Linked DNA regions of Homo sapiens: region 1 is linked to region 2. Evidence: read pairs that join two places in POLR2A ChIA-PET (ENCODE). Cell type or tissue: PC-9. All regions are shown on one strand. Links, peaks and the distances in the headings refer to the core of each region. The heading gives the core; the rest is flanking DNA. Region 1 holds the start of SPINK8 (serine peptidase inhibitor Kazal type 8 (putative)). Region 2 overlaps ZNF589 (zinc finger protein 589).

Region 1 (15,244 bases), core at 10,245-15,244, 55 kb after region 2:
CTAAGATACACTGAAAGGGAGCTCTTTAGAGGCCATCTCTCAGATGTCTCCTGGTTCCAGCATCGTTTGACTCTGTCATGCTGCGCATTCCCCAGATGATGCTTTCTGATTGTCAGGTGTCAGCGTCTGTGCCAGTGATTGAGGCTGACACCAAAGTTGTTTACCTTACAACTCTCGTATGGGTTCTAGTGTAAGCTTTAGTGTTTATTCAGCCAAGAATACAAGAAAGTCCGATCCTGCCCAGCCAAATATCTCTCATCCTGATCAAGAAGATTCTTATTCCTTCTCTGGAGGAGAAGCTAAGAAGAGGAAGGGGAGAGAGACTTAATTCTGATCTACTCTTGTGTTTTTGCTTTTCTCTCTTAAGATAGCACTCAACTTGTAAGCCTTAGTTAGACAAGGGTGTGGCTTTTCTCCTTAAAGGAGAAGGCAGATGTCAGAGAATCCTCCTAACTGTATACGGAGTTTCCTTCATACAAACCCCTGCTCCTCACTATTCCCCTTGGGCTAAACAATTGGGCGTTTCACTTGTGTGTTACTCAAAGCTTCTAACATGTGATGGGTGCAGAGACTAAACCACATACTAAGTTGAAAGCAAAAGAAAGTTGTTTTGGAAAATAATATCCATTTTAGGACCAATAAACTATTAGCTGGGAAGATTCTTCACCCAGCTTCCTCTTCCTCTTCTTTTTGTTCTTTGTTTCTGTTCTTTGGCCTGAGGGGGCATGAGGATGACCTTCATGTAGGGTCACATGATCTACATGCTATGGCTGCTTGTTTCTGAGTGCCTCCACTTGAGGCTTGTCCAGGTCACACACAGTGCCCTCACCTTAGTGGATTTCTGTTTCTGCATTGTCTGAATAGGATCACATGTACCTTTTGAGGTCACAGAAAGGAATGGAAGAAAGGGAGGAACAAATACTGGAGGAATGTCTGGAGAGAAGGTCTCATTGGATGATGTAGGAAGTGGGCTGAGGTCATCACCCTCTTTTGACCACTCTTAACCTCTTGACTTGAAAGAAAGGGAGAACAAAATTAGGACTTACAGAATTTTGGAGCACAGATGGCAGTCACTACTGTAGGTAACCTGGTCACTGCCACAAATAGGTTCACTGGGCTTGATGTAGGATAAAAACCAGCACTTATTTACATTCTTGAGGCATTCAACCTGAAGGTGAGACACACACAACTGCTTCAGACACTTTCATCCAGGTCCTTTGGCCGTTATTATGTATAGCTTGGGAGGTGGATGGAATACGAGCACCAGATCAGGAGTTCAGAGAAAAGGATTCAGAAGCCTCAGTGTTTGACCCCAACAGTTACCACCCACAATATGTATATAATTGCAAAATAATATATAATCTGTGCACTCTCCAGACTCCCATAAATTCTTTATTAAGATAAAAATACCGGCCGGGCGCGGTGGCTCATGCCTGTAATCCCAGCACTTTGGGAGTCCGAGGTGGGTGGATCACGAGGTCAGGAGATCGAGACCACGGTAAACCCCATCTCTACTAAAAATACAAAAAATTAGCCGGGCGTGGTGGTGGGCGCCTGTAGTCCCAGCTGCTGGGGAGGCTGAGGCAGGAGAATGATGTGAACCTGGGAGGCGGAGCTTGCAGTGAGCCGAGATCGCGCCACTGCACTCCAGCCTGGGCGACAGAGCAAGACTCCGTCTCCAAAAAAAAAAAAAGATAAAAATCCCTGCCCTCTGTAACCTAACAATCATATTTTTGTACCAACCCCAAAATGTGATTGGTAGGTTACAGAGAGCAGAAGTAGGGAAATGTCTTTCCAGGTTAAAATTTCTGATGAAGGGCCAGGCATGGCGGCTCACGCCTGCACTCCCAGCACTTTGGGAGGCCGAGGTGGGCAGACCATAAGGTCAGGAGTTTGAGACCAGCCTGGCCAACATGGTGAAACCCCATCTCTACTAAAAATACAAAAATTAGCTGGGTGTGGTGGCACGTACCTGTAGTCCAAGCTACTCGGGAGGCTGAGGCAGAAGAATCACTTGAACCCAGGAGGCAGAGGTTGCAGTGAGCTGAGATCGCGCCACTGCACTCCAGCCTGGGCAACAGAGCAAGACTCCGTCTCAAAAAAAAAAAAAATTCTGATGAACATTATCATATGTGGTGCCTCAGATGGCAGGGGCTGAAACTTGTCACAGCAGGTTGAAGGCACCAAAGGAAGGAGATGGAGGAAATACCTCATAGGGCCTTGGTGTGAGGGAGGCAGGGGGTATGCCTGGCATATCATGGTGGAAACAGTATCCACTGTGGCATAGGACCTACCTGAATTTGTGCCACGACATCCTCATCCATTTATTGGTGCAAAATACTTGCTTTCTACCCCACAGGTGAGTTATGTAAACTGATTGGGAGAACCCTTGAGAAGAGGGCTCAGGAACATATAAAATGTGCTACACATACTTGGTGACTCAGCTTTTATTGTTCTGTTATTCCCATGCAAGCCCCCTCCACTGCCCACCTCCCAGAAGAAAGAGCTGGGGCTTTTGGGCAAACTGGCTCTCTCCCCATTCCTGTTATTAGGAACCAAGGAAGCAGTACTCACTATTGTTTTGTCTAGCTGACCTCTTTCAGAGGCCATAGGAAGGGGGAAGTCTGGAAGACAAAAGCACATACAGAAAAGTTGCTTCTCTGTCTTCTGCCCTCAGCGAAAAAGGTAAGATGAGGGGAACCCTAGTTGGCACACAGGAAGCATCAAACCCCATCAGAAGAGGCTGGGCTCCTCTTTGATGCAAGCTGCCCTCTAAAGGAGCAAAGAATCAGGAAATACGTGCCTTTACCTTCTTGTAAAATGGAGTTCTTAATTCTAGCCCTTCCATTTCATAAGTAACAACTTCTGTAATCCTTGTCAGTTTTTTTTAGTAAACATGCTCTAAGTTACAAATTACCATGAATTCATTATATTGAGATGCCCTAAAAGATGCTGAGTTTCATTAAGGCTTACATATTCAATTCAAAGCAGTCTTTGCAATTACATATGTATATAAAATTTTATATAAGTATATATTATAATCACATGATATAATTTTATAGTATATAATATGTATAATATGTTATCAACTCTCATATATATCAGCTTTCTTGGGTATAATTCACATATCATAGAATTTTACCAGATTTTTAAAAAATGCTTTGACCTGCCTGGCCAACATGGTGAAACCCTGTCTCTACTAAAAATACAAAAATTAGCCAGGCATGGTGGTGCATGCCTGTAGTCCCAGCTACTTGGGATGTTGAGGGAGGAGAATGACTTGAACCCAGGAGGTGGAGGTTGCAGTGAGCCAAGATCGCACCATTACACTTCAGCGTGGGTGAAAGAGCAAGACTCCGTCTAAAAAAAAAAAAAGTTTTCAGACAGAGTCTTGCTCTGTCACCCAGGCTGGAGTGCATTGACACGATATCAGCTCACTGAAGCCTCAACTACCTGGGCTCAAGTAATCCTCCTACCTCAGCCTCCCAAGTGGCTGGGACTACAGGCATGCACCACTATGACCAACTTATTTTCTTGATTTTTTTGGTGGAGCTGAGGTCTCACTACGTTGTACAGGCTGGTCTGGAATTCCTGGGCTTAAGCAATTCTCCCACTCAGCCTCCTAAAGTGCTGGGATTACAGATGTAAGCCACCATGCCCAGCTGAATTTACCAATTTTTACCATCATATAGAGGATTTTTTTCTTTTTAAATAATTCACCTAAAGTTTACAGTTTGATGGTTTTTAGTATATTCACAGTTATGCCATCATCACCTCAAAAAGAAACCCTGTAACCATTAGCAGTCATTTATCATGCCCCTCTTCCAACTATTTCCCCTCCTGCCCCACCCTCGCCCCTGAAAAACAATAATCCACTTTCTGTTTCTTTTTGTTTTTTTTTTTTAGACAGAATCTTGGTCTGTCGCCTAAGCTGGAGTGCAGTGGCGCGATCTCAGCTCACTGCAACCTCGGCCTCCTGGGTTCAAGTGATTCTCCTGTCTCAGCCTTCCAAATAGCTGGGATTACAGGTGCATGCCACCATGCCCAGCTAATTTTTGTATTTTTAGTAGAGACGGGGTTTCACCGTGTTGTCCAGGCTGGTCTCGAACTCCTGACCTTAGGTGATATGCCCACCTCAGCCTCTTAAATTTCTGGGATTACAGGCATGAGCCATCAAGCCCAGCCTCTACTTTCTGTTTCTGTAGATTTGCTTTTCTGGACATTTCATATAAATGGAGTCATGCAACGAAGTATATGGTTTTTTGTGTCTGTGTTTTAATGTTCTAACTATATTGTAGCTTGTATCAGTACTTCATTCTTTTTTATAACTAAATAATATTCAATGTATGTATATTCCACATTTTATTTATCCATTAATCAGTTAATGGACATTTGAGTTGCTTTCACTTTTTTGCTATTATGAATAAAGCTGCTATGAATATTTATGCACACATTTTTGTGTGGGCATGTGTTTTTATTTCCCTTAAGTATATACAAAGTGTGGAATTGCCAGTCATATTCCAACCTTTTAAGGACTTGCCAGGCTATTTTCCAAAGCAGCTGCATTTTACATTCCCATCAGCAAGGCACGATGGCTTCAATTTCTTCACATCTTTGCTAACATTTGTTACTATCTTTCTTTTTTCTTATAGCCATCCTAGTAGGTGTGAAGTGGTATCTCTGTTGTTTTTGTTTGTTTTGTTTTGTTTTTTGAGACAGAGTTTCGCTCTGTCACACAGGCTGGAGTGCAGTGGCGTGATCTCTGCTTACTACAACCTCCACCTCCCAGGTTCAAGCAATTTTCGTGACTCAGCCACCCGAGTAGCTGGGATTACAGGTGTGCACCACCACACCCAGCTAATTTTTGTATTTTCAGTACCTCAGGTGATCTGCCCGCCTCAGCCTCCTAAAGTTCTGGGATTACAGGCATGAGCCACCACTCCTGGCCATATTGGTATCTTTATTGGTATCATTTGAATCACAAAAGTTTTTAAAAGTCCAATTGATCTTTTTGTTTTTGTTGTTCCTTTCTGCCTTTGGTGCCATCGTTAAGAAGGCTTTGCCTAATTCAAGGTCACGAAATTCACTCATATTGTTTTCTTCTAATAGTTTTATAATTTTAGCTCTTACATTTAGTTCTGTGATCCATGTTGAGGCATTATAATTTGTGTCCATGGTGTGAGGAAAAGGTCCACATTTATTCTTTTGTATATAGATATCCAGTTGTCCTAGCAGCATTTGTTTAAAAAGATTATTGTCCACTGAATTGTCTTCAGAGCTTGTTAAAATCAATTCACTCCAAATGTAAGGTGTTTTTCCCCTGGACTCTTATATTTTATTGATCTGTATTTCTTTTTCTTTTTCATAAAACGTATGACTGAAACATTGACCTGTATTTCTATTCTCATGCTAGTACCAAACTGTCTTGATGTCTGTAACTTTGTAGTAAGCTTTGAAATTGAAAAGTGTGAGTACTTCAACTTTTTTTTTTTTTTTTGAGGTCTATTTTGTCTATTGTCAGTCTTTTGCTTTTCCATATGAATTTTAGAATCAGCTTTTCCATTTCTGCAAAAAAGCCAGCTGTGGTTTTGATAGGATTTGCATGGAATCTGTAGATTGATTTCTAGAATATTGCCATCTTAACAATGTTAAGTCTTCCAATCCATGAAGATGGGATATCTTTATGTTGGTTTAGGTCTTCTTTAATTTCTTTCATCAATGTTTTGTAGTTTTCAGTGTGCAAGTCTTTCACCTCCTTTGGTAAATTATCCTTAGGTATTTTATTATTTTTGATGCTATTGTAAGTGAAATTGTTTTCTTAATTTCATTTTCAGGATGTTCATTAGTAGTGTATAGATATACAAATGATTTTTGTATATTGCTCTTGTATTCTGCAAACTTGCTATTAACACTAACAGTTTTTAGAGTATTCCTTAGGACTTTCTATTCACAAAATTATGTCATCTACAAACAGAGATCATTTTACTTCTTCCAATCCTATCTGGATAACTTTTATTCATTTTCTCTTGCCTAATTACCCTGGCTTGAACCTCCAGTACAATGTTAAATAGTAGTGGTGAGAGCAACGTTGCTCCCACTCACCCCCTTTGTGCTATTATCAAATATATTACATTTCTATATGTTCTCTAACATAAAGAACATATAGAATACATTCAAATAAACATTTCTATATAGTAGAAAAATTACTTTACATGATTTCAATCCTTTTAGATTTATTGAGGCTTGTTTTATGATCTAGGATATGGCCTATCCTGGAGAACACTGCATGTGCACCTGAGCAGTATGTGTATTCTGATGTTGTTGGATGGTGTAGTCTGTAGATGTCTGTTGGGTCTAGTTGGTTAATAGTGTTGTTCTAGTCTTCTATTTCCTTATTGGTCTTCTGTCTAGTTGTTTTAGCCATTATTGAAAGTTTGAGGTGATGTCTCCAACCATTATTGTTGTATTATCAATTTCTCCCTTCAATTCTGTTAGTTTTGCTTCATATATTTGGGGCTTTATTTTTAGGTGCATATATGTTCATAATTGTTTTATCTTCCTGATAGACTGACCCTTTATCATAACATGTCTCTCTTCATTTGTAGTAACATTTTTGTTTTGAAGTATATTTTGTCTGATATTAGTATAGCCATTCCAACTTTTTATGGTTGCAGTTTGCATGATATATTTTTCTCATCATTTTACTTTCAGCTTATTTGTGTTTTTGAATCTAAGGAGTATCTCCATATAAAGCATATAGTTGGATGTTGGTTTTTTTTTGTTCAGTCTGACAGTTTATGCCTTTTGATTGGATTGTGTAATTCATTCGCATTTAATTTTTTTATTGATATAGTTGGATTGACTTACACCTGCCATTTTACTTTTTGTTTTGTGTATGTCTCCTTTTTTCTCAAGTCCTCCTTCACTGGTTTGTGTTGCACTAAGTAAGTAAGTATTTTTTTAATGTAACGTTGTAATTTTTTTTTTTTTTTGAGACAGCGGCTCACTCTGTTGCCCAGGCTGTAGTGCACTGGTACATTCTTGGCTCACTGCAACCTCCACCTCCCTAGTTCAAGTGCTTCTCCTGCCTCAGCCTCCCCAGTAGCTGGGACTATAGGTCTGCACCACCATGCCTGGCTAATTTTTTTTTTTTTTTTTTGAGAGTGAGTTTCACTCTTGTCACCCAAGCTGGAGTGCAATGGTGCGAACTCAGCTCACTGCAACCTCTGCCTCCCAGGTTCAAGTGATTCTCCTGCTTCAGCCTCCTGAGATGGGAGGCTGGGATTACAGGCATGCACCACCATGGCTGGCTAACTTTTGTATGTTTAGTAGAGATGGGGTTTCTCCAAGTTGGTCAGGCTGGTCTCAAACTCCCGACCTCAGGTGATCTGCCCGCCTTGGCCTCCCAAAGTGCTGGGATTACAGGCATGAGCCACCATGCCCAACCGTCCTTTCTTTTCTTTTCTTTTTTTTTTTTTTGAGACACTGGGCTGACCTAAGCTAGGGTGAGGGCCATCAGGGCCCCACTACTCTCAGTCTGCCTCACCTGGGATGGAGCCTCAGTCTCACAAGTAGGAGATGGGTGGGAAAAAAGAGAACCCTGCCTCTGGGACTCACTTTCCTGGAATTTAGCCTCAGCAACACAAAGGTATGGGGGGAATGAAAAATGTTGACGACGTGTCCTTCTGAGGGAGATATACCATTGCCCCCTGTAAGCTTAGGGAGAGAAGAAAAACTCATCTTGGCCATATCTGTCCAGAGTAGATCTTCCCTCACACTGCGCTGGGAAGGGAAGGGGAAAGATAGGCAGTGGCTTAAGTTCTACACATTCTTGCTGTTCCTACCTTTTGAAACATTTATCAAAATGTGTGGTCTGGCCGGGCGCGGTGGCTCACGCCTGTAATCCCAGCACTTTGTGAGGCCAAGGCTGGCAGGTCACCTGAGGTCAGGAGTTCAAGACCAGCCTGACCAACATGGTGAAACCCTGTCTCTACTAAAATACAAAAATTAGCTGGGCATGATGGCAGATGCCTGTAATCCTAGCTACTTGGAAGGCTGAGATGGGAGAATCGCTTGAACTTGGGAGGCAGTGGTTGCAGTGATCTGAGATGGTGCCACTGCACTCCATCCTGGGTGGCTGAGGGAGACTCTGTCTCAAGAAAAAAAAAAAAGGTGTGGCCGGGTGAGGTGGCTCATGCCTGTAATCTCAGCACTTTAGGAGGCCAAGCCGGATGGATCATTCGAGGTCAGGTGTTCGAGACCACCCTGGCCAACATAGTCAAACCATGTCTCTACTAAAAATAAAAAAAATTTAGCCAGGCATGGTGGCACATGCATATAGTTCCAGCCACTTTGGGGGCTGAGGTGGGAAACTCGCTTGAACCCAGGAGGTGGAGGTTGCAGTGAGCTGAGATCACACCACTGCACTCCAGCCTGGGTAACAGCAAGACTCTGTCTCAAAAAAAAAAAAAAGTGTGTTAATATTAGGTATGAACTATGATATCTATATATCTTCCACCACTGGTGTGTTCAGGTACCACTCCTGACACATAACCCATGTCTAGCCCAGTTACTGGCATAAGGTCAACACACAGTATATATTTATTGGATATGTAAATAAATGGGTGCTGGGAAACCCAGCATAGTAGTAAGGGCCACATCACAAAGGCTTTGTGTTTATTACAGCAGAACTAAGATAAGATTTGCACTAAAAATGACAACTATTGTAGCAGTGGTACATGGGTTAGAGTAAGTCAAGTTAGAGGCAAAGGGAACGGTTAAGGAGAATATAAAAATATTTTCATGAAATGATGAGAACCTTCACTGAGGAAGTCACTGTTGTGGAAATGTGGAAAAGCATGAATTTACATGATATATGAAGTGTTCTATCAACCGAACTTAGTCACTGGTTATGGGCATACAGGGGAGAAATAGGTTTGAGGCAAAAATATAAGGCCATACAACTACAAGAACAAGGAAAGGGTGATTTGCAAGAAAGATGGAGTGGTCCACTTTGGTTGAGTTATGGTGTGTTCCCGACAGAGGATGAGACTCAGCCAGAAGGGAACACAGCAGGCTTGCAGGGAGGCTGATGCCAATGGCTGATATGCTCAGTAGCAGTGGGGGTGAGGATTGAATGAAAGGTGAGGAAGTGTAGAAATATACCTAGATTTGTCAACAGATGATTAAATTGGAGAGGGAAGGGGAGGAGAGGGACCAGGCTTATTTGTTTTTTACGTAAGATATGAGAGTCATGAAAAATAGTTTTCAGCTTGTTACAGAACTCTCCTAAGATGTGAGAGCCTTGAAAAAAATGTTTTAAGTGAGACGCCGTACCAATGGAAAGTAAGAGATTGAAGACAAGTAGGAAAGAGTTGCAGAAATCGAATAGAAAAACAACATGTTGAGGCCTTCAGAGATTCCCTACTGTTAACTATAAGCATGACTTTTGCTAAAACCCGCCATTAACCAGAATAATATCTGAGTCTACTTCCACATAGTCTAATGAGTTTCTTTTTTTGATTTGAGATATGTAAATATACAAACTCTAGAAATGTACATTTCTGAGGTTTAAATATCTTAGGTAGTAACCTGGCATTTTGGGAAGTTCAATGTTCCTGGACTTGGATGGTTTGGATTCAAATCCCAGCTTTGATAGTAGCAACATTGTATGAATCCTTTCTCTGGGTTTTAATTTCTACATTTGTAACATGAGAAATTAGGATTAAATAAAACTGAACAGCACTTCCACTTCCATCTCTAATCTTCCCATGATTCTAGATTTACTGCAGAAAATGTGGGCAGAGCAAGGACACATAACTCACCAATTGCAAAGGCCATCCACATGGAGGTAGCTAGAACAAGGATGGCGTCTGAGCAGATCCCCTTCATGGTGACAGAAGAACTGTGGAAATATGCAACTTTTGATGTAGGACAAACATCTATGCGAAGTACAAGTTCTCACAGAGATCCCTCACTGACCAGGAAATGAAGTCTAAATACTTTGTTCTTTCCTCAGGTCATTTGGAATGAATTGTGTCTGATGCAACTCAATTGTTTAATTCATTTCCCTAAAATCTTTGGACATTTGAAAAAAAAATCTTAAAAACAGAATTTTAGAAGATGCCAGAAAAAGAGTTAGTAAAGAATGCTTGCCAAGGGAAAGAATAAATACTAAGAGTTTTCCAATAAAATATTTAAAAGTAGCCAGGCATGGTGGCTCATGCCTGTAATCCCAGCATTTTGGGAGGCCAAGGCAGGAGGATCACTTGAGCCCAGGAGTTCGAGACCAGCCTGGGCAACATAGCAGGACCCCATTTCTGAAGAGCAGTCACTCAACAACATGTGTAAGTCAACAGGCAATAAGAAACAAGAAGGGACAAAACACCAAAACCTCACTCCTTTACTTGTAATCTTCCCTAATGTTGTTACTTGGTGTTAATACTTAGTATCCAGTAAAATTACTGAAAGGAAAACCATAGTATATTTACCAACAGCTTACTTGCATTATTGAAATTATTATAGTACATACCAATTGATATTTTAATTACTGGTTTCTATTCTCTTCATCCTACACATTTTCCAGGCAAACATTTTTCATTCTATATCGAGGTAATTTCTACCCAAGGCCTCCCCTGAGGAAAAAACCAAGTAATAAATAATACAACCCTTAAAAGTTTGCAAATTAAGAAGTCCACTTTACCTGCTGTGACTCCCATGGTTGCTCTGAGAAACTGGCTGAACAGGATGGTTTTTGTTGATAGTTTGTTCATAATGAACTAGGAAGGAAGGCAAAGCTTATTTGTCTTTTCAAGGTTCCAATGCCTGGAAGTAGAAGAGAGTGAGCTTTGAAATTAGGAAGTGTAGATATGACTCAAATCTATTTCTTTCAACTCTAAATTCTGTAATGCCTAAATCTTGTGAGTTCATATTTCAAATTTCTGAGGGTGATATGTACTGTCCAGTACTACTCCCAAATCTAGCTGTTCTTGCCAAAGCTGAACCTACCATTTTAGACATATGTCATAGACAATTTTTGAATTCCTACATTTTAATTTGCATTATAATTATTACATTCAAGACGGCTTCAGATATTGACACAATATTATAAAGTACCACATCTGCATGTGCAGTTATTTTATCAAGTCAAAAGTGTTCACTTTATTGAAGCATCTGCTTTAGATTATTTCTATATTGACTTATAGAGGTTCTATTTATTTTTATTTCTTTAGAGACAAGGTCTTTCTCTGTTGCCCAGGCTGAAGTACAGTGGCATAATCACAGCTCACTGCAGCCTTGAACGCCTAGCCTCAAGTGACCCTCTTGCTTGGCCTCCCAAAGCATTGGGATTACAGGTGTAAGCCACTGATTTGGCCTGACTCACAGGGTTTTAAAGTAGAAAATTACCTTATATGGAATCCTCCAAGTTCAGTCTTATTTAGCAGAGCTGAGAAATCTGGAGATAGAGTGCTCATTTCCCTTAAATGATAGCTTGTTCTACCATTTGAACAAAAATTTCTCAAAACGCTAACATTTTTTAAAGCAGAAGTTCAGAAGTTATTGGTTATCATAAATTCCTCAGGTCTAAGTCCTAAATGAATGGCCTTAACTGGGGACATGCCACATAGTTCTGGGAGGTCAAGTGTATTTTCTCAGCACTGCTCTGATCAACCACAGTGTCTACCATGGTGGTCTTCAGAATTTTTGCTTTTAATCCCTCTAAATTTGGTGCCTGCTTATATATATTTTTAAGTTACATGTAAAATTTTCCATCAGAAATTTTAATAGGCTGGGTACTGTGGCTCAAGCCTGTAATCTCAGCACTTTGGGAAGCTGAGGCAGGCGGATCGCTTGAGGCTAGGAGTTCGAGACCGGCTTGGCCAACATGGTGAGACCCTGTCTCTACTAAAAATGCAAAAATTAGCTGGGCGTGGTGGTGCGTGCCTGTAATCCCAGCTACTCATGAGGCTGAGGCATGAGAATCGCTTGAACCCAAGAGGCAGAGGTTGCAGTAAGCCGAGATCGCGCCACTGCACTCTAGCTTGGGAGACAGAGCAAAACTGTCTTTTTGTTTTTCAGTTGCAAGATTTAATAGAGTGGAAACAGAGCTCCCATATGATGGGAAGAGACCCAAAGGGGGTTGCCACTCCCTGCTTGAATGCCTGGGTTTATATCCCGATCATTGTCCCTCCCCTGTGTTCTCAGGCGATATATGATTTGACTATTTCTTTACCTCCTGCTTTTAGCCTATTTTGTATTTTAGTGAGCCCTCTTTACTACCTGATTGGTCGGGCTTGAGCTGAGTTACAAGCCCCTGTTTAAACGTGGGTGCGTTCACCTTCTCTAGCTAGGCTTACAAATTCTTAGTCAGCCTAAGAAATCCAGCTAGTCCTGTCTCTCAGTCCCCGCTCTCAACAGGAAAACCCAAGTGCTGTTGGGGGGATTGGCTGACAACTGCTCTAACTGCTTCCTGCTCAACTGGGGCATAGTAGGGGTCGTGCAGTTGAGATTTCCTAGGGAGGGGTGCCTTTGATGTCATCAATATCACAGCATGGGCTAGCAGGCCGGTCCAAGGATCCCTGGTAGATCTTAGTCAGGGACTGCATCTGGGGCTCCATTTGAAGAACATTTGTAGTTTTACAGCTTTGATTCTGGAAGAGACAAACTTAACAAGGAGGTTAAAGATACAGGGATTGAAATGTATGGCCTGAAGTTCAGGGGCATATGGGTGTGGGGCTGAAAGTGGGGTTTCCTTTAGAAAAACTCCTATAAGATGGGGCTTCAATATTTCCGGGAAGCCGCATTCTCCATAGAAGCTCTTGGTAAGGGGAGCTACTGGTAGTATAGCGGCACGGAGGGGATTACCCTATACTAGGGGGTCCTTCTATAAGCCTTTCTAATGGAGGGTCCTGCCTTGTGGCTCTTTGGCTTCAATATCTGCTTGGCGGTTCCCTTTCTATTTCCCTTTCCTTTCCTTTCTGATGACTCCTGCAGTGTAAGACTGCCACCTCTTTAGGTTTCTGTACAGCCAATGATAATCTTCTAATGGCTTCCTGATATTTGATAGGTGTTCCCTCAGAAGTTAGGAATTCTCTTTCTCTCCATATTGCTGCGTGGGCATGGAGGACTAGGTAAGCATACTTAGAGTCTGTATAGATATTTACCTTTTTTTCTTCTCCTAATTCTAGTGTATAATGGCCCCTGTTTTTGCTAGAATGTCTCTCCCTAACAAGGGAATGGGGCTTTCAGGCATAATTAGAAAGGTATGTGAAAATGGTAAAGTTCCCTAGTCACAACTTAGTGTCTGGGAGAAGTATCTAGTGACTGCCTGTCCTAGGACCCCTCGGATAGTGACAGATCTGGAGGACAGTTGTCTGGGACAGGAGAGTAAGACTGAGAAGGCCGCGCTAGTGTCCAGCAGACAGTTAACCTCCTGGCCCTCAGTGGTCAAGCATACCTGGGGAGGGTGATGCCAGGGGCTGGCGCTTGCCCCAGGCACCCTCAGTCCTGCTGCTGGATCATCTGGTTAGTGGCTTCTGACTCAGAGGACCTTCATCCCCTGGGGCAGTGGGCCTTCCAGTGATACCCTTGAAATAAGGGGCATGGATGAGGGGGTGGCTTATTTCTATTCGGACAATCTTTTTTAAAGTGTCCTTGTAGACCGCACTGGAATCAAATCCCTATTAGGCATTCGATTTGCCCAGCCTTTCACTTTTCCAGAGCCTCCAAAGTCCACTTGCCTGAAGGCCATGACTAAAGCGGTGGCCTTCTTTTTATCCCGTTTGTCCAGTTCTGCCTGCTCCTTCTGATCTCTATTATAAAAACTGAGGCCAAGTTCTTAGTTTAAGTTTTGTTCCAGGCCTAAGGCGGATTTTGAAGTTTTTTTCTAATGTCTGCAGCTGAGTGATAAACTTACCCTTTAAGATTAGTTGGCCTTCAATAGATCCAGATGACAGAGAGGTATGCTTCCTCAATGCCTCCCTTAGTCTCTCCAGAAAGGCAGTAGGATTTTCTTCCTTTCCCTGTGTTATAGTGGGCATCATTGAATAATTCATAGGCTTCTTCCTAGTTTTTCTTAGTCCTTCTAGCATGCAAGTTAGCAAATGTCTGCGGCACCAATCTCCACATTCTGATTCTGCGTCCCATTGAGGGTCTACACTGGGAACTGCCTGCTGGCCTGTGGGGAATCGTTCTCTTTCCTCTGTTGTCATCCTATCATTGACCTGACTGAGATACCAGAGATTGCCAAACTCTTGGGCTGCAGTTATAGCGGCACTTCTCTCATTTGGGGTTAGTATCTGATCTAGCAGTAACATTATGTCTCTCCATGTCAGATCAAAGGATTGTCCTAACCCTTGTAAAACATCAATATAGCCATCAGGGTTATTTGAGAATTTACCTAGGTCTATTTTAATTTGCTTCAAGTCTGAGAGGGAAAAAGGTACACACACTCTGGGCTGAATTCTCCTCCTCCCACCACTTCAAGGGGGCATAATCTGGGAATATTGGCACTCTTTGGTTCATTGTTTACCCCTTTCTCTATCTCCTTTGGCACCGTTTGTGTTGAAGGGGGGTCATTATTAGTTGGGGAAGGAGCCGGGGGAACGCCGGGGCAGGGGGGTAGATTCTGAGGGCTTCCTGTAGGGCATAAATCACACTTTTAACATAATTGTGAGTTGTCTCTTAATGAAAAGAAAGTTTGCACATATGGCACTTCGCTCCATTTGCCCTATTTTCTACAAAAGAAGTCTAGCTGTAAGATGGTGTTATAATTTATACTTCCCTTGGAGGGCATGTTTCTCCCTCTTGAAGAGGATATTGTGGCCAGGGGTACTGCAGAAGAATATAAGTCGTTTCTTTCTTAGCATCTGAGGGTCAAATTGGTCCTAATTCTCTAGAATACATCTTAGGGGCGTTTTTGCCTGGGAGGGGGGAACGTTTAAAAAGAACATAGGGATGCCAGCACCCCTAGTCATTTTCTGATGAGCATTAGTCCTAGAGCGTCCTCTGTGGTCCTAATGCTTATTCCTTTTCAGGGTGCGTAACCACCCACGGACCTCTGCTTATCAGATTAGTTACACTCACCGATGTAGCAGTCCTGCACCTGTTTTCCTGCCCTTCTTGACCACAAAGAAAGGGGTCTGGGCTGCTGGATTCTAGTGGTCCTTTACCAGCGTGCCTGACATTGCCTTTGCACTCAGGAGTGAGTTCTAGAGCTGGGCTGGGTTTCTGAGTATTTCATAAC
Region 2 (16,426 bases), core at 5,498-10,497:
AACCTGTTCAGACAGAAGGCAGTCACAGCAGAAAAATCTTCAGACAAAAGGCAGTCACAGGTGTGCAGGGAGTGTGGGCGAGGCTTTAGCAGGAAGTCACAGCTCATCATACACCAGAGGACACACACAGGAGAAAAGCCTTATGTCTGCGGAGAGTGTGGGCGAGGCTTTATAGTTGAGTCAGTCCTCCGCAACCACCTGAGTACACACTCCGGGGAGAAACCTTATGTGTGCAGCCATTGTGGGCGAGGCTTTAGCTGCAAGCCATACCTCATCAGACATCAGAGGACACACACAAGGGAGAAATCGTTTATGTGCACAGTGTGTGGGCGAGGCTTTCGTGAAAAGTCAGAGCTCATTAAGCACCAGAGAATTCACACGGGGGATAAGCCTTATGTGTGCAGAGATTGAGGCCGAGGCTTTGTAAGGAGATCATGTCTCAACACACACCAGAGGATACATTCAGATGAGAAGCCTTTTGTTTGCAGAGAGTGTGGGCGAGGCTTTCGTGCTAAATCAACTCTCCTCCTACACCAGTGGACACATTCAGAGGTGAAACCTCACGTGTGTGAGGAGTGTGGGCATGGATTTAGCCAGAAGTCGTCGCTCAAATCACATCGGAGAACACACTCAGGGGAGAAGCCTTATGTGTGTGGGGAATGTGGGCGGGGATTTAGCCGGAGGATAGTCCTCAATGGACACTGGAGGACACACACGGGAGAGAAGCCTTACACGTGCTTTGAGTGTGGGCGAAACTTTAGCCTCAAGTCCGCTCTTAGTGTACATCAGAGGATACACTCTGGGGAGAAGCCTTATGCATGCACGGAGTGTGGGCAAGGCTTTATCACGAAATCACAGCTCATCAGACACCAGAGGACACACACAGGAGAAAAGCCTTATGTCTGCGGAGAGTGTGGGCGAGGCTTTATAGCTCAGTCAACCCTCCACTACCACCGGAGTACACACTCCAAGGAAAAACCTTATGTGTGCAGCCAGTGTGGGCGAGGCTTTTGTGATAAATCAACTCTCCTCGCACACGAGCAGACACATTCAGGGGAGAAGCCTTATGTGTGTGGGGAATGTGGGCGGGGATTTGGCCGGAAGATACTCCTCAACAGACACTGGAGGACACACACAGGAGAGAAACCTTACGCATGCATCGAGTGTGGGCGAAACTTTAGCCACAAGTCCACTCTCAGCTTACATCAGAGGATACACTCGGGGGAGAAGCCTTATGCATGCGTGGAGTGTGGGCAAAGCTTTAGGAGAAAGTCACAGCTCATCATACACCAGAAGATACACTCGGGGAAAAGCTTTAGAGGTGCAAGGAGTGAGGATGTGATTTTAGCAACAAGTCAGCCATCAGCCACACCAGCGGAAATGCTTAGGGAGAAGCCTTGTTTGTAAGGTAATGTGGACAGAGCTGTACGTGGACATCATTACTTGTCACGTGTCAGAGGACACACTCGGGAGAAACCTTCATGGAGTGAGAGTAAGGTGTTGGCTGGAAGTGGCCCCTTAAGAGATACTTGGAGTCAAATCTATCCACTGTACGCCCACCCCACTCTTGTTCTAAGAGCTTTGGGGACAGTCTTTTGACCCCTTACATTCCTTTAGATGTGAAGATGACAGAGATCTAACTTCTGAGAGCAGAGGTGTCAAGTGACGGTCCCCTTGGAGGAATGGTCTTTGCATCTGACTACTTCCTTCTGCAACTGTGTTCTTCCATTAGCTTCCATGACACTCTCCTGCTTTATTTTTTTCTACATCTCTAGCCTTTGCTGTTTCCTCTCCTACCCCACCTTTAGATTTTACTCAGAGTTCAGTCTCCAGCCCTACAATCTGAGGGACACCTTTACCAGGTCCCCTTCCTAACCCTCCAGTCCCAAATCCAAGATTCTTTAACCACACTCTAAAAGTTCTTCAGACTCAGGACTTAAACATAGCCACGCCACCTTGGCCTTCAATGACAGGGATCTAGCAATGCTGCATCATCAGCCTTCCAATACCAGGTTTAAGGGTATTTTAAACACAGCTCCTCTTAAATCCTCCAATCTCAGTACCCAGTGTTTTAGCCATGCTCGGGTGGCTAAATTACATCCAGGAATGGTGCCAGGGCCTTTAGCCATTTGTCTCTCCTCACACTCCAGGGCCCATATGGCCCAGGTTCTGACAGTTTGCCTTACTCCCTTGGGCTGGGGCTAGCCCTACCTGATACCCTGTGTCAATGAGTGTACCTTGGAGAGCTATCCACTCAGGCCCCAGTGCCTCTATTTGCTAAGGGACTCTGCCACAGAAAAGAAGGGGAGAGATGTTCATGTAACCTCAAAATACTTAGGCTTGGTTTTGATGCTAGAGAGGAAAAAGGACTTGGAGAGAGAGAAGGAATGGCTGGTCCAGAGGCTTTTGTCCACTCCCTCTCACTGGAAGTGGTTGATCTCCAGGGAATCCCCAAGGTTAGCCTGCTTAGGGGAAGGGCTAGGGGTACCTGGAATGTAGGATCTCCCCCATGCCTGGCCTACCACCCTAATGTGTCTGGAATTGGTGGGTTCTTGGTCTTGCTGACTTCAAGAATGAAGCCGTGGACCCTCACGGTGAGTGTTACAATTCTTAAACATGGTGTGTCTGGAGTTTGTTCCTTCTGATGTTCGGACGTGTCCAGAGTTTCTAACTTCTGGTGGGTTTGTGGTCTCGCTTAGGAGTGAAGCTGCAGACCTTAGCAGTGTTACGGCTCTTAAAGGCAGCGCATCTGGAGTTGTTAGTTCCTTCCGGTGGGTTCGTGGTCTTGCTGGTTTCAGGAGTGAAGCTGCGGACCTTTGCGGTTAGTGTTACAGCTCTTAAAGGCGGCGCGGACCCAAAGAGTGACCAGCAGGAAGATTTATTGTGAAGAGTGAAAAAACAAAGCTTCCACAGCATGGAAGGGGACCTGAGTGGCTTGCCGCTGCTGGCTCGGGTAGCCTGCTTTTATCCCCTTATCCGGCCCCACCCACATCCTGCTGATTGGTCCATTTTACAGAGAGCATATTGGTCCGTTTTGACAGGGTGCTGATTGGTGCATTTACAATCCCTGAGCTAGACACAGAGTGCTGATTGGTGCATTTACAAGCCTCTAGCTAGACAAAAATTTTCCAAGTCCCCACTAGATTAGCTAGACACGCGTTTACAAACCTTTAGCTAGACACAGTGCTGATTGGTGCGTTTACAATCCTTTAGCTAGACACAAGTTCTCCAAGTCCCCGCTAGATTAGCTAGACACAGAGCACTGATTGGTGCGTTTACAAACCTTGAGCTAGACACAGAGTGCTGATTGGTGCATTTACAATCCTCTAGCTAGACATAAAAGTTTTCCAAGTCCCCACCAGGTTAGTTAGATACAGAGTGCTGATTGGTGCATCCACAAACCCCGAGCTAGACAGAGAGTGCTGCTTGGTGCATATACAATCCTCCAGCTAGACAAAAGTTCTCCAAGACCCCACCCAACTCAGGAGCCCAGCTGACTTCCCCTAGTGGATCCCGCACTGGGGCTGTGGGTGGAGCTGCCTGCTAGTCCTGTGCCTCACACCTGCACACCTCAGCCCTTGGGCGGTCGATGGGACGGGCAGCGCCTGTCGGGGAGTCTCGGGCTGCATGCGAGCCCATGGCGGTCGGGGGTGGCTTGGGCATGGCAGGCCGCAGGTCCCAAGCCCTGCCTCATGGGGAGGCGGCTGAGGCCCGGTGAGAATTCAAGTGCGGCGTGGGCAGGCTGTCAGTGCTGGGGGACCCGGTGCACCCTCTGCAGCTGCTGGCCCGGGTGCTAAGCCCCTTAATGCCTGGGGCCTGTGGTGCCGGCCGGCCGCTCCGAGTGTGGGGGCCCCCGAGCCTGCGCCCACCCGGAACTCATGCTGGCCTGCGAGCCCCATGCGCAGCCCTGGTTCCCACCTGCGCCTCTCCCTCCACACCTCTCTGCCAGCCAAGGGAGCTGGCTCCGGCCTCGACCAACCCAGAGAGGGGCTCCCACAGTGCAGCGGCTGGCTAAAGGGCTCCTCAAGCGTGGCCAGAGCGGACGCTGAGGCCGGGGAGGCGCTGAGAGTGAGCGAGGGCTGCTAACACGTTGTCACCTCTCACTATTGCTGCCCCTTTCCCATGGCCTGAGCTAAAAGCCATAGAAAGTGTGTGTATGTGTGTGTGTTTAGGGGTTGCTGGGCAGGGGAAGGGTGGGACACCATCATTCCACAAGACCTCGAAGTTACTCCTCCCATAGAAAAATGAAAGTGGAAAAATTAGTGATCATACATCTACTTTAAACATGAGAGGGAGAAAAAAGTGTTCATTTTCTATTAAAATCCATGTAGGCACTGTCGAGATACCACACAGATCTGGTCCGGCAAGAGGACTGTCAGGTCCAGGCAGTCATAGGAAGAGATTGTAAGCTGCAGTAAATCTGAGTCTCTCTTCAAAGGGTTTAGCCTGCTAACTTCCTTATCCTTGTTCTCAAATTCAACTTTCTTGTTCTTCCTTACCCCTAGTTACTGTAAACAGCCTACCCCATTCTCGTCAGCTTTAATCAATAATTCACATCTGTTCCCTTGGTTACCTGTACCCATTGTTCCCCCGAAACTGCACGCCTCACACTCCACCTCTGTAACTCATGTCCCCCTCCCCTTCTATAGTTAGGAAAATATGTACAAGTGGCCAATTGGGTCAGCTCAGATTGTGCAGTCTGACCCCAGCCCATGGGGGGAGTGACACAGAGATAGGGACTGTGTTAAGGATAAAAATCCCCTGGTCTCCTTTGTTCTCTGTGCTCTTGTGATCTTGATTGACACAAGTGGCACCGTTCCGCAGAAGTAAATTACCTTGCTGAGAGAAATTAAACTTTTGCCTGAGTGCTGGTTTTACTTCATGGCACCGAGCATTTCATCCTAGAGCATTTTATATCCAACAATTCTGGGGGCTCGTCTGGGATTCCCATTCTCCTTCGGGAAGGGGTCTTCAGTCACCCTACCCAGGGGAGACACTTCCCACTGCCCTGTTGCGGTGGCCCTCAGGGATGGGAGATCGAGACCCACCTGTTGTGACGAATAAACCTGGACTCTCAGCAACGCGGGGAAGAGAGACTTGCAATACTGCGGCGACCAGGTAAACTGCACAGACCAAGGTAGAAAACGTCGCAGGGGCAACAAATTACTTCTTTAGTGGTTTTGCGGGGGTCGGGGCATTCTGGAGGTTGAAAGTGCATGAATGGTAACAAGCACTACTGCTGTGCGGAGTGAGACCAATCTGCAGTTCCGTGGTCATCTCATATGGCTTAGGGCGGCCCTTTGGGGGTCCCGTCAGGGGTTTATACTGACCCCCCATGAATGCTAAAAGTGACCTGGAACATTCCCTCAAGGGAAGCGGCCAGAGCGTGAAGGTTGCAGTGAAAGAAGGGTGCAAGGAATCTCCAGCAGGTGGAGCTAAAGGATAGGCGAATTGTGCCTTAGCAAAGCTTCCAGTGAAGGACAGGCAAGAGACCCCTAATACGAGGGGTTGAGCCAGAAGGAACCCCCCAAATAGGCAGGAGATCCCTAATATGAGGGGTTGAGCCACAGAAAGCCCCCACTAGGCAAGAGATTCCTAATACGAGGGATTGAGCCTAGCCAGGACCCAGTATGGTAAATAATACAAGCAAAAAAGATAAAGTTAGCAACAAAGATATACCACTGATAGTCCCCAAGGTCTCAAAGATATACCACCTGATAGCCCCTTAGGTCTCAGGCTAAAAGGTTGGAAAGATAACAAGAGAACTAAACATAAGACAAAGGAACAAATGATAAAATATTGCTGTTCTATTTGGTCTCAAAGACCTATCCTCAGTCCCTCAATCTTCTGGCCAAAGTTTGGGTCGACTAAGGATATACTATATCAACTTTTAATTCAACATGTAAGTAATAAAAGCCCAGTTTCTCAAGAAGAACTGAACTATGCTCTTTGTTGGAAGCAAAGACCTGTCCTCCCTTTTCCCTTATGCACCTGCCCCTACTGTAGAACCAGTGAGAGAAGGGGGGATCCTGGCAAAGAGAACAGCACATGGGATCCCCTAGACCATCCTCCACCTAATACCCCTAGTCCCCCTCCTAATACACCCAACCCTTCCCCTCAGGCCCAGCCTAAGTCCCCCTCCCCGGAAAAACTCCAAGCTCCTAATTCACCAGGTCGCTTTTGCTGGGCTAGTAACATCAAGGATCCACCGCAACATGTCTGCATCGTCCCTCCCATAGTACACCCCAGCGGCAGGCAAAGCCCATGCTCCTGCCCCCCCGCTGGTCCAACATCCCAGCACCATATTGACGGCGGCTCTGCAAGACCCATGGGCCAGGCCCCAGCCTATGCCCCAAGCAGACTACATTATGGGATATCTGCCTTACTTTTGCCAAGGCCAAGTAATATGGGGCCTCAGCCGCAGCTCCAAGCACCTAGGCATCCCTGCGGCTAAGTCTCCTGAGCAAGTGGTAAATAATCTTTCAGCTGATATATCCGCTAGCATTTATTGTGGTCAGGCCAGTGTTAAAAGTAAAAATATCCACCAGAAAAGAACTTTGATTCTTTAAAGTCGCTTTTTTGTTGTTGTTGTTGTTTGAGACGGAGTCTCACTCTGTCGCCCAGGCTGGAGTGCAGTGGCACCATCTCGGCTCACTGCAAGCTCTGCCTCCCAGGTTCACGCCATTCTCCTGCCTCAGCCTCCCCAGTAGCTGGGACTACAGGCACCCACCACCACGCCTGGCTAATTTTTTTGTATTTTTTAGTAGAGACGGGGTTTCACCATGTTAGTCAGGATGGTCTCGATCTCCTGATCTCGTGATCCGCCCGCCTCGGCCTCCCAAAGTGCTGGGATTACACGCATGAGCCACCACGCCCGACCTCTTAAAGTCACTTATATTAAAATGTGCTACCAGAAAATAATTACATGTGTATAAGTATGAGGCTATTCTGTTAAAAAGGATGGTTTAACATTAACTACTGATAATTCGCGTAACCTAGCAAGTTTCTTAACGAGAGATCCAAATCAAAAAGAAAGCACACATGTTTAGATTTAACTGATTACCGTACAAACGTCTGGCCAAACTTAAGAGAAACCCCCTTCAAAAGTGATTAAGGGAAAAAGAATGCAACAAGTGTTCAGTGGTTAATGAAAGTTCCTAGAGAAAATCAAAGTGTTTAATAATTAGTCTATTCAAATTTATAAGCTGTCTGCACTTAGTCAAGCTTTAAAGTACCTGCAGGACCCGAAAGAACCATATATACTAATTGTAAATACGCCTTTACAGTGGCTCATACATTTAGAAAATTTCATACTGAATTAATAGTAAAAGTTAAAGCCTTGTTTATGAGGAGTTAGTCACCCAAGTATTAAATAACCTTCAGTTACCAGAAAAGAAAAAAATAGCTATTGTCCATGTCCCCAGGCACCAAAAAGCCTGTCTTTCAAGAGTCAAGAAAATAACCTAGCAAATCAGATAAGCCAGAAAATAACCTAGCAAATCAGATAACGCTACAGGAGCATTTCTCCTGTAGGTGCTAAAGGGAACTCAGAGAAATGTTATTCAGACCTCTTATGAAGGAAGTCCTTTCTCCACCTACATTAGAGGACTCATTAAAGACCCCAAGCCATGTATAGCACAAAGTTTATATGTGTATAGGAATTTATACCCTGAGCCAAACAAGTCTAGAGACTTGGTTGCCATAAATCAAATGTCTTCTGACTTCTTATTACTCTACTAAGAATCCAAACTACCTCTCAAAGCAATCCAACATTCCTACATACTTGGTTTATCTTCCACTTTCTCTTCCCTCAGAACTCACAATTTTCCAGTACAGGCGCCACCCCTAGAGTTTCCAGTACCTCGACACCAGCCTGAGGAGCCAGCCTAGTGCTTCTAACCACTGAAACTGCAGTCCAAACAGCAAGAAAAGATAGACCCATCACACCCAAGTCAAGAAAGCACCGCCATCCCTGAAGTTGTGGGTCATTATCCAAGGGAAAAAACCCCTCAAACCTAAGGTTAAGAAACATTTAACACTCTTTTATCTATTCTATTCCCCTTTCTTCTTTCCTCATTCTCTTGCTGACCTTGTTATCAATGTAACTAGGTCAGACTCACCCCAAATCATTACCTTTGATGCTTGCCTTGTCATGCCTTGTCAAAAGGATGAATACTGGCAAAGATATGTCTCTACTTCAGAAAAATACCTCTGCCCCTTCAGAGAAGCCACTGACCCCGTGCCTTGCTTATGGCGGGGGTACCAAGGCACCCCAAGTTGGGAGATATGTTCTCAATGGGCAGATGTCATCCTAACTACCAGAGAACACGGCGGGACCTCCCCAGAAAGCTGTACCAACCTAAAATTTTGCCTCTGCCTTACCAAAGGAATCATCCCCTCTAATTATCAACTTCACCACTGTAACCCAGTAACAATCTCTATTAATGCCCCTACCTCCACCAACCCTGTGCCCCCTTTAGAATGCTTGTATGGATTAGGAGCAGAGGTCAATGGATATGACCATAAGGCTTCTTTAAAATATGCTTTATCGACCCCCCTTCTTCTCCATCTGAATCTTCTACTCTACCTAACAACAATGCCAAAGTAAATATTGTAGAAGTAAAAGATTTAAGACAAACCCTAACAATTGAAACAGGATATCAAGATGTAAATGCCTGGTTGGAATGGATTCTGTCTGCATGTTAAACAAAAGCAATTGTTATGCTTATGTGCACTGCAGACCAGAGGCCCAGATTGTCCCCTTTCCACTAGGATGGTCCTTCAATCAACCAGGCATGGGCTGTATGGTAGCTTTTTTTCCAGGATTCCACAGCCTGGGGCAACAAATCATGCCAAGCACTCTCTCTGCTATATCCTGAAGTCCAACACCCTATGGGTCAGCCCCTGAGGTCCATCCAGCTTCCATCTCCCAATGTCAGTTTCACCTCATGTCTCTCACAACAGGGGGAGAATTTGGCATTCCTCGGAAGCTTAATGGGATGGAGTGAGCTTAAGCCCTTCCAAGAGCTTACCCGTCAGTCTGCCCTTAGTCATCCTCGAGCGGATGTATGGTGGTATTGCGGTGGACCCTTACTGGACACTGCCAAGTAACTGGAGCGGCACTTGTGCAATTGTCCAATTGGCTATCCCTTTCACCCTGGCATTTCATCAACCAGAGAAAGAAAAACCACAACACTAAAAAATAAGAGAAGCTCCTTATGGGTCTTTTGACTCTCAAGTTTACATAGATGCCATTGGAGTCCCACAGGGAGTGCCTGACAGGTTCAAAGCCTGAGACCAAAGAGCTGCAGGATTTGAATCCATATTTCCAGGGGTAACTATTAATAAAAATGTAGCTTGGATAAATTACATCTATTATAACCAGCAGTGGTTTATTAATTACACCAGGGATGCTATCAAAGGAATAGCTGACCAATTAGGGCCTACTAGCCAAATGGCTTGGGAAAACAGAATAGCTCTAGACATGTTATTAGCCGAAAAAGGTGGAGTCTGTGTTATGATTAAAACCCAATGTTGTACCTTCATCCCAAACAACACTGCCCCCGATGGGAGCATAACAAAGGCCTTGCAGAGACTTACCGCTTTATCCAATGAATTAGCTAAAAATTCTGGAGTCAATGACCCCATTTAAGGATGGCTAGGAAAGTGGTTCGGTAAATGGAAAGGAATCACGGTCTCAATTTTTATTTCCCTTGCAGTTGTAGTAGGCATCCTCGTTCTCATTGGGTGTTGTGTCATACTATGCATCTGTGGGCTAATACAAAGAATTGTACAAACACCACTTACTAAAGCCTCCCTTAGTTCTCCTCTACCTTATTCAAGTACGCTTTTCCTTTTAAAAGATCAAATCGAATGGCAAAGCCAAGACATGTTTAAAAAGTTTGAAGAGAAAGGATCGTAAGAAAATTAAAAGGGAGGAATTGTAAGATGCAATAAATCTGAGTTTCTCTTCAAAGGGTTTAGCCTATTAACTTCCTTATCCTTGTTCTCAAACTCAACTTTCTTGTTCTTCCTTGCCCCTAGTTACCGTAAACAGCCTATCCCCCTTCCCATCAGCTCTAATCAATAATTCACATCTGTTCCCTTGGTTACCTGTATCCTTTGTTTCCCTGAAACTGCACATCTCACATGCTCCACCTCTGTACCTCATGTCCCCCTCCCCTTTTATATTTGGGAAAATATGTACAAGTAGCCAATCGGGTCAGCTCAGATTGTGCGGTCCAGCCACAGCCCATGGGGGAGTGACACAGAGATAGGGACTGCGTTAAAGATAAACCCCCCCGCCCCGGTCTCCTTTGTTCTGTGTGCTCTTGTGATCTTGATTGACACAAGTGGCACCCTTTTGCAGAAGTAAATTGCCTTGCTGAAATAATTTGCCTGAGTGCTGGTTTTCATGGTACCAAGCATTTATTCCTAGAGCATTTTATATCCAACAAGACGCAGAGGGGACCTCTGTCCGGCCAGGGCAGATGGCTTTGGGTGCCTTCTAGTCAAGAATCACCCCTTCCTTTGTCTCTTCGAAAAGAGGATGAAATCAGGGCTGTAATGGCCTCATCTGTGCAGTAACAAGCTCGAGGTGTTGTGAGATCTTCACAATAAAGGGTTGCAGGGGAAGGAGGGGTGGGGAAAGGAGTAGCTGAGTCTCTGGTGTAGGGGCTGACAGCTCATTTCTGAAGGATGATAGGGGGCCTCATTCAAATGACTGCAAGGCCCAGTAAGTCAAACTGAGATCAAGGCAGGCTGTCTCCCTGTCAACCTCATCCTTCAACCCTACCCCTAAGGTTCCCTGGCTCTGCCCATTTTTCGGTTATTGTATTTGGCCCTCCAAATCCTTCATCCCCTTTCCTTGAGCTTTGTCCCTCAGTGCAGTTTCTCTCTCAGCACACACCTAGGGACTGCTCTTTATCCCTCCCTGTGGACTTGTTCTTCAGCACTGAATTCTCCCTTTGTTTCCCAAATTTTATTGAAGTGGTGCCTGCAGGGTAGGATGGTGGGGAAGAGTGCTTTGGGAGGAGCCACAGAGGGCTCTGGAGGGGCTACTTGTGACCTCTGCTGCTTGCCCAACATTTGGGGAATGAGGATAGGACTTCCCAAGATCGGTTCCAGCTGTCACTGATCCCCTACCTTCTCCCTCTCTGAGGAATGGCTCCACCTCACTTTACCAGTTTTAGCATCTTAGTGGTCTGCATTTAGGGGCCACTTTCCCATAAGCCTTTGCAGGAGTGCTCGCTCAGTGCAATCCCAGGGGTCTTGGTTTTCCGCAGCTGGTCCTTTCCAACATCACTCTCTTCTCTCCCCTGCCTTGTTAACCCTCCTTTCCCATCTTGAGGGGTCCCTTCATGTCCTGGCCTCAGGAATTCCTCTTTTTAGGCCTTGGAGTGAGGTGAGAATCAAGATCTCCACAACTGGCTCCTGTGATTCAGATGCTGGGCCCTATGGTAAACCTCTCCAGGAAAGGAACAGGCAAGGGTGGAGTGAGACTTGGGCATTTATAATGAGTCTTCAAGGGATCATGGGCTCTCAGAACTGTAAAACTCAGGACTTGTGAATCCTGCATAGCTCCTGGGGAACTGAGATAATGCTGGGCTCAGATTAGGAATCTGGGGCTGCTCGCCACTGGGGGAAATGAATCCCACTGTTCACCCTGATTCGGGTGATTCAAGGGCCCTGATTCCCCAGGGCCATGTTTGATTAAGAAGGGAGTAAGCCCAAAGGAGAGGCTGTGGAATGATGAATGCGTGGGAGGGAGATGGTTAGATGAGGGTTTGAACTTGGAGATTCCAATTCCATGGGGGAGAATTTTGTGTGGTGGGAGGCTGACAAGTGAGAACTGTGAAATGTTCTAATAGATACTGGGAAGAGGTATCTGTCTTTTGAAATATCCAAGCTTTTATGGATTTCTATATTACCTCTTGTTCTCAAGCTGAATCTATACTGAAGATTTAAAAAATCTGGTATATCTGGGCCAGGTACAGTGGCTCACATCTGTAATCCCAGCACTTTGAGAGGCTGAGGCTGGCGGATTACTTGAGGTCAGGAATTTGAGACCAGCCTGGCCAACATGGTGAAACCCCGTCTCTACTAAAAATTAGCTGGGCGTGGTACACACGCCTGTAATCCCAGATACTTGGAGGCTGAGGCATGAGAATAGCTTGAACTTAAGAGGCAGAGGTTGCAGTGAGCCAAGATTGCACCACTGCACTCCAGCCTGGGTGACAAAGCAAGACTCTGTCTCAAAAAAAAATTTTTGTTTCTTTAATCTTAATAAGTGTTTTATGTAATTTTAAGTAAAATGTACACAAATGAAGAAATAGAAAATGAATTTACTATTTAGTAGTAAATCACAAATTTGTTAAAACAAATACATCTAACCATCTTATGTCATTTCATATGGGTATAAATAACATTTTTAAATGTTGGAAGTTATTCTCTTATAGGAAATAATGATCATATGGAAGCTAGTTTTGTGTCTGGCAGATAGTAGTTGCATAACGGCTTGTATTTTTTTTTTTTTTTTCACTACCAAACCTACCTTTGGAAGATGAACCAGTCCTTGAAGCCCAGCTCCCAATCCAGGCTTTTTCCTTTCTGCCTCATTAACCTTGTCCAATCAGGTCTTTGACAGTCATTAAGTCATTAAAGCTGTGATTTCTCCTTCTCCTGGGAGTCTATATTGTTTCTGTTGAGCCGGCCAGAAGGGAACTGAGATCTCTTTATGTGAAAAACCCTGAAAGGGAGAATCCTGTGACATACATGAGCATTCTCAGTACAAGCATGTAAAACATCCGTGAACCGTTATACAGTCTGCAGTGGGAGCCATAACAGGACTCTGGATTGGCTCAAAAGCCCCACTTGGCTGGGCACAGTGGCTCACATCTGTAATCCCAGCACTTTGGGAGGCCAAGGTGGGCGGATCACTTGAGGTCAGGAGTTCGAGACCAGCCTGGCCAACATAGTGAAACCCCATCTCTGCCAGCTGATCTGTTCCCAAGCAAAGAAGAGAGACTACCAAATATATGATGCTGGTAACAATAGCATGCCTATCTTATAGATGAGCAAATAAAAACAAATGTAGATAACTTGGCCATGTTCACACAGCTAATAAGTAATGGTACTTGGCTATAGCCTGGGATTCTGGAAACATCTGGAGTCTGGGTCTGAGAGGCTGTTCTGTTCAATTCCTTGCCCCCAGGCAGCCTGGTTCTTCAAATTCCTCTGGTCTCCTAAAATCTGACTAATTCTGGCCTGGTGTGGTGGCTCATGCCTGTAATCCCAGCACTTTGGAAGGCTGATGTGGGTCGATCACCTGAGATCAGGAGTTCGAGACCAGCCTGGCCAACATGGTGAAACCCTATCTCTACTAAAAATACAAAAATTAGCCAGGCGAGGTGGCTGGCACCTGTAATCCCAGCTACTCAGGAGGCTGAGGCAGGAGAATCACTACTCAGGAGGCAGAGGTTGCAGTGAGCCGAGATCATGCCACTGCACTCCAGCCTTGGCGACAGAGCAAGACTCTGTCTCAAAAAAAAAAAAAAATTCGAATTCTGATACAAGCAAGATTTAGGTGTCTGCTACACCAGACCCATCTCCAGAGACCTCTCAGGTGAGGATTACAACGTGGCCTATTGACATTTTCCAAGCTGGAAACCTCTATGATAAGGCACTGCAGAAATAGTACCTGGTAAACATTTGTACTTCTTATCCCTGGAACATTGGATCCTTCCAGCTTAGAATTCCTTGTTAGTGGGGGCAGAGTGGGGAGATGTTTCTACCAAAGAGCACAGGCAGTGTCTGCTAAACTAATGTTGTTACTAACTTGGTCATTCTGGCTTTCCCACGATGGTAGGCTGGCAGGAAAAGGGAGGAGCCATTATACTTACGTAGGTCATTGACCCTGATTATCATGCATTGGTGATGTTGCTACTCAAGTATATCTGAACCCAGGAGGTTCTGTGAATGCTTCCATACCCAGGCATAACCATCAGTGGGCACTTGCAGCAATCGCAGCTCTCTATCAGGGTAAGTCAGCTAAGGGATCTGACCTCTTGGAAGTGAAAGTCTGTTTTCCCAGTAGGTAAGCATCTTCGACCTGTAAAGGTTGGCTCTGGGGGCAGGAACTATAATATGGTTGATAAAGGAGGGAGGTAATAAGAATCAATTATGGCTTCAGGCCCAGTTGTAATGGTGGGAAATGTTATCTTTTCCACTAATCCACTTATATTGAGTCTTAAGTAGAGATCGCGGCTCACTAGGTTCTTGCCTGACTCTCTGATATGCTGAGCTACATGCAGAGCTGGCGCATGGGCAGACCCAAACACAGGCAGGGGAGGATGGCACTGAACAACTTTTATGCCCCATCTCACGTCCTCTTGGCCCACATTCCTACCCTGACCGTAGCTGCACTCAGGTGAAATCAAAGACCTCCTCACCGTTTCTCTCATGCTCCTTCTAGGAGCTTCTCTGCTGATGCAGTGTGGGAAGCCTGCAAGAGCCCCTCAGCCTTTCTGGCATATGCAAGTCTGGGACTGCAAATGGGTTAGGTCTCCCTGGCAAATCACTGACAACGGATGATGAAACCATTGGACAAACAACCAGCCTCCTAGGCTTTGGTGGGAGACAGAGGACCACCAACTAGATTGAAGCCCATTGTCCACAGTGGTAACCAGCTCAATACCCTATGCTTGGGATGGCCTTCCCTTCTCCTTTCTTTTACTCTCTTAGTGTCCTGATGCCTGTTTTCTGAGACCCCTTCCTAAAATAAACTACTTGCACACAAGTCGCCATCTCATGCTCTGCTTTTGGGAGGCCTTGAAGCGTAGTGTATTAGTCTGTTCTCATGCTGCTAGTAAAGCATACCTGAGACTGGGCAATTTATAAAGAAAAGAAGTTGAATTGACTCACAGTTCACATGGCTGGGGAGGCCTCACAATCATGGCTGAAGGCAAATGAGGAGCAAAGTCATGTCTTACATGGTGGCAGGCAAGAGAGCTTGCATAGGGGAAATTCCGTTTATAAAACCATCAGGTCTTATGAGACTTACTTACTGTCACAAGAATAGCACAGGAAAGACCCAACCCAAGATTCAATTACCTCCCACCAGGTCCCTCCCACAACATGTAGGAATTATGGGAGCTACAATTCAAGATGAGATTTGGGTGGGGACACAGCCAAACCATATCACATAGACACAAGAGCTATTGAGACAAGTGTAAGCCTGTGACTCCTGGGACCACTAAACCAGAGGAAGAGCTCTCACCTGAATTATAATTTGTGTTGGGAGGGTTCCCTTTCAAATTTATATTCTGTGGGAACTCATAATCTCAGTTGTCTTCTTACTCTCCTGTATCCTCTGTTCCTCTCTTTTGGCAAAGAACTAGAGCCTATAAATCAATTTGTATTTTACCAGTCCTTCAAAATGTCCATAAGTTGCCAAATTTCCCTAAACTTGACATATTTCTCCTTAAGTCATAATTAAACTTAACAGTCTATACTCATTGTCTTTGTTTCCTTAAATCCAAGTTCTCCATTTTCTTGCCATTTTTCACTTACAGGATCATCTAAAATTTGTGGGTGAGGTTTCTTTACATTGGAAATTTGTAGGGAAACCCCACCTGGAACATCCAAAGATGGGAAAGAGTTGGGGGTCAGAGCCATGGATAAGATACGAACGTCCCAGATTGAGACTATTTAGGAAAAACATGTCTAGTATCTGGGAAGAGATGTTATTTTGAGAGAGAAAAAAGCCACTCAACTGTGGTTGCACTGCCAGAGACCCGGTTACCACCCAGTCATCCATAGCACAGAAAGTCCCCCACTTACAGTGGTTTGACTTCCATTTTTCAACTTTATGATGGTATGAAAATTATAGTACTCAGTAGAAACTGTACTTAGAATTTTGAATTTTGATCTTTTCCCAGGCTAGCAATATGCAATGTGATACTCTCATGATGCTGGGCAGTGGCAGTGAGCCATAGCTCCCAGGCAGCCACACGTTACAAGGGTAAACGATGGACGCTACAGTTCACTGTGCTGCCCGATAATTTTGCCCAACCATAGACTAGTATTTTGTTTGTTTGTTTGCTTTTGTGGCAGTGTCTCACTCTGTCACTCAGGCTGGAGTGCAGTGGTGCAATCTTGGCTCACTGCAACCTTCTCCAGGGCTGAAGCAATCCTCCCACCTCAGCCTCCCAAGTAGCTGGGACTACAGGAACGTGCCACCACACCCAGCTTATATATATATTTTTGGTAGAGACAGGGTTTCACCATGTTGCCCAGGCTGGTCTCGAACTCCTGGCCTCAAGTGATCTGCCCATCTCAGCCTCCCAAAGTGCTGGGATTATAGGCATGAGCCACCGTGCCTGGCCTAATGTAAGTGTTCTAAGCACGTTTAGGTAGGCGAGGCTAA

The links. ChIA-PET counts read pairs that join two places held together with the same protein. Peaks named below come from ENCODE experiments on the same cell type or tissue, not always from the same donor. Only the 100,000 strongest peaks of a DNase experiment are listed, where the experiment ranks them.
Region 1: POLR2A ChIA-PET joins it to region 2 with 5 read pairs; 5 of 35 experiments call an interaction of 5 or more read pairs at or near these places.

The regions. Positions count from the first base shown.
Region 1 is chr3:48,318,451-48,333,694 of GRCh38, forward strand. It overlaps SPINK8 (serine peptidase inhibitor Kazal type 8 (putative)), which reads right to left and starts at 15,211. Exons shown (of 8, transcript NM_001080525.3): 1 at 15,085-15,211; 2 at 13,916-14,021; 3 at 10,703-10,824; 4 at 9,825-9,904; 5 at 2,575-2,624; 6 at 1,047-1,168. The coding sequence starts at 9,891. In PC-9, for the core only: no CTCF peak of the experiment used is centred there; no DNase peak of the experiment used is centred there.
Region 2 is chr3:48,268,376-48,284,801 of GRCh38, forward strand. ZNF589 (zinc finger protein 589) reads left to right here. Exons shown (of 4, transcript NM_016089.3): 4 at 1-2,615. The coding sequence ends at 411. Among named protein-coding and RNA genes, the nearest start is that of NME6, 25 kb to the right of the region's middle. In PC-9, for the core only: a CTCF peak has its summit at 5,623; a DNase peak (open chromatin) is centred at 7,466; H3K27ac peaks cover 535 bases.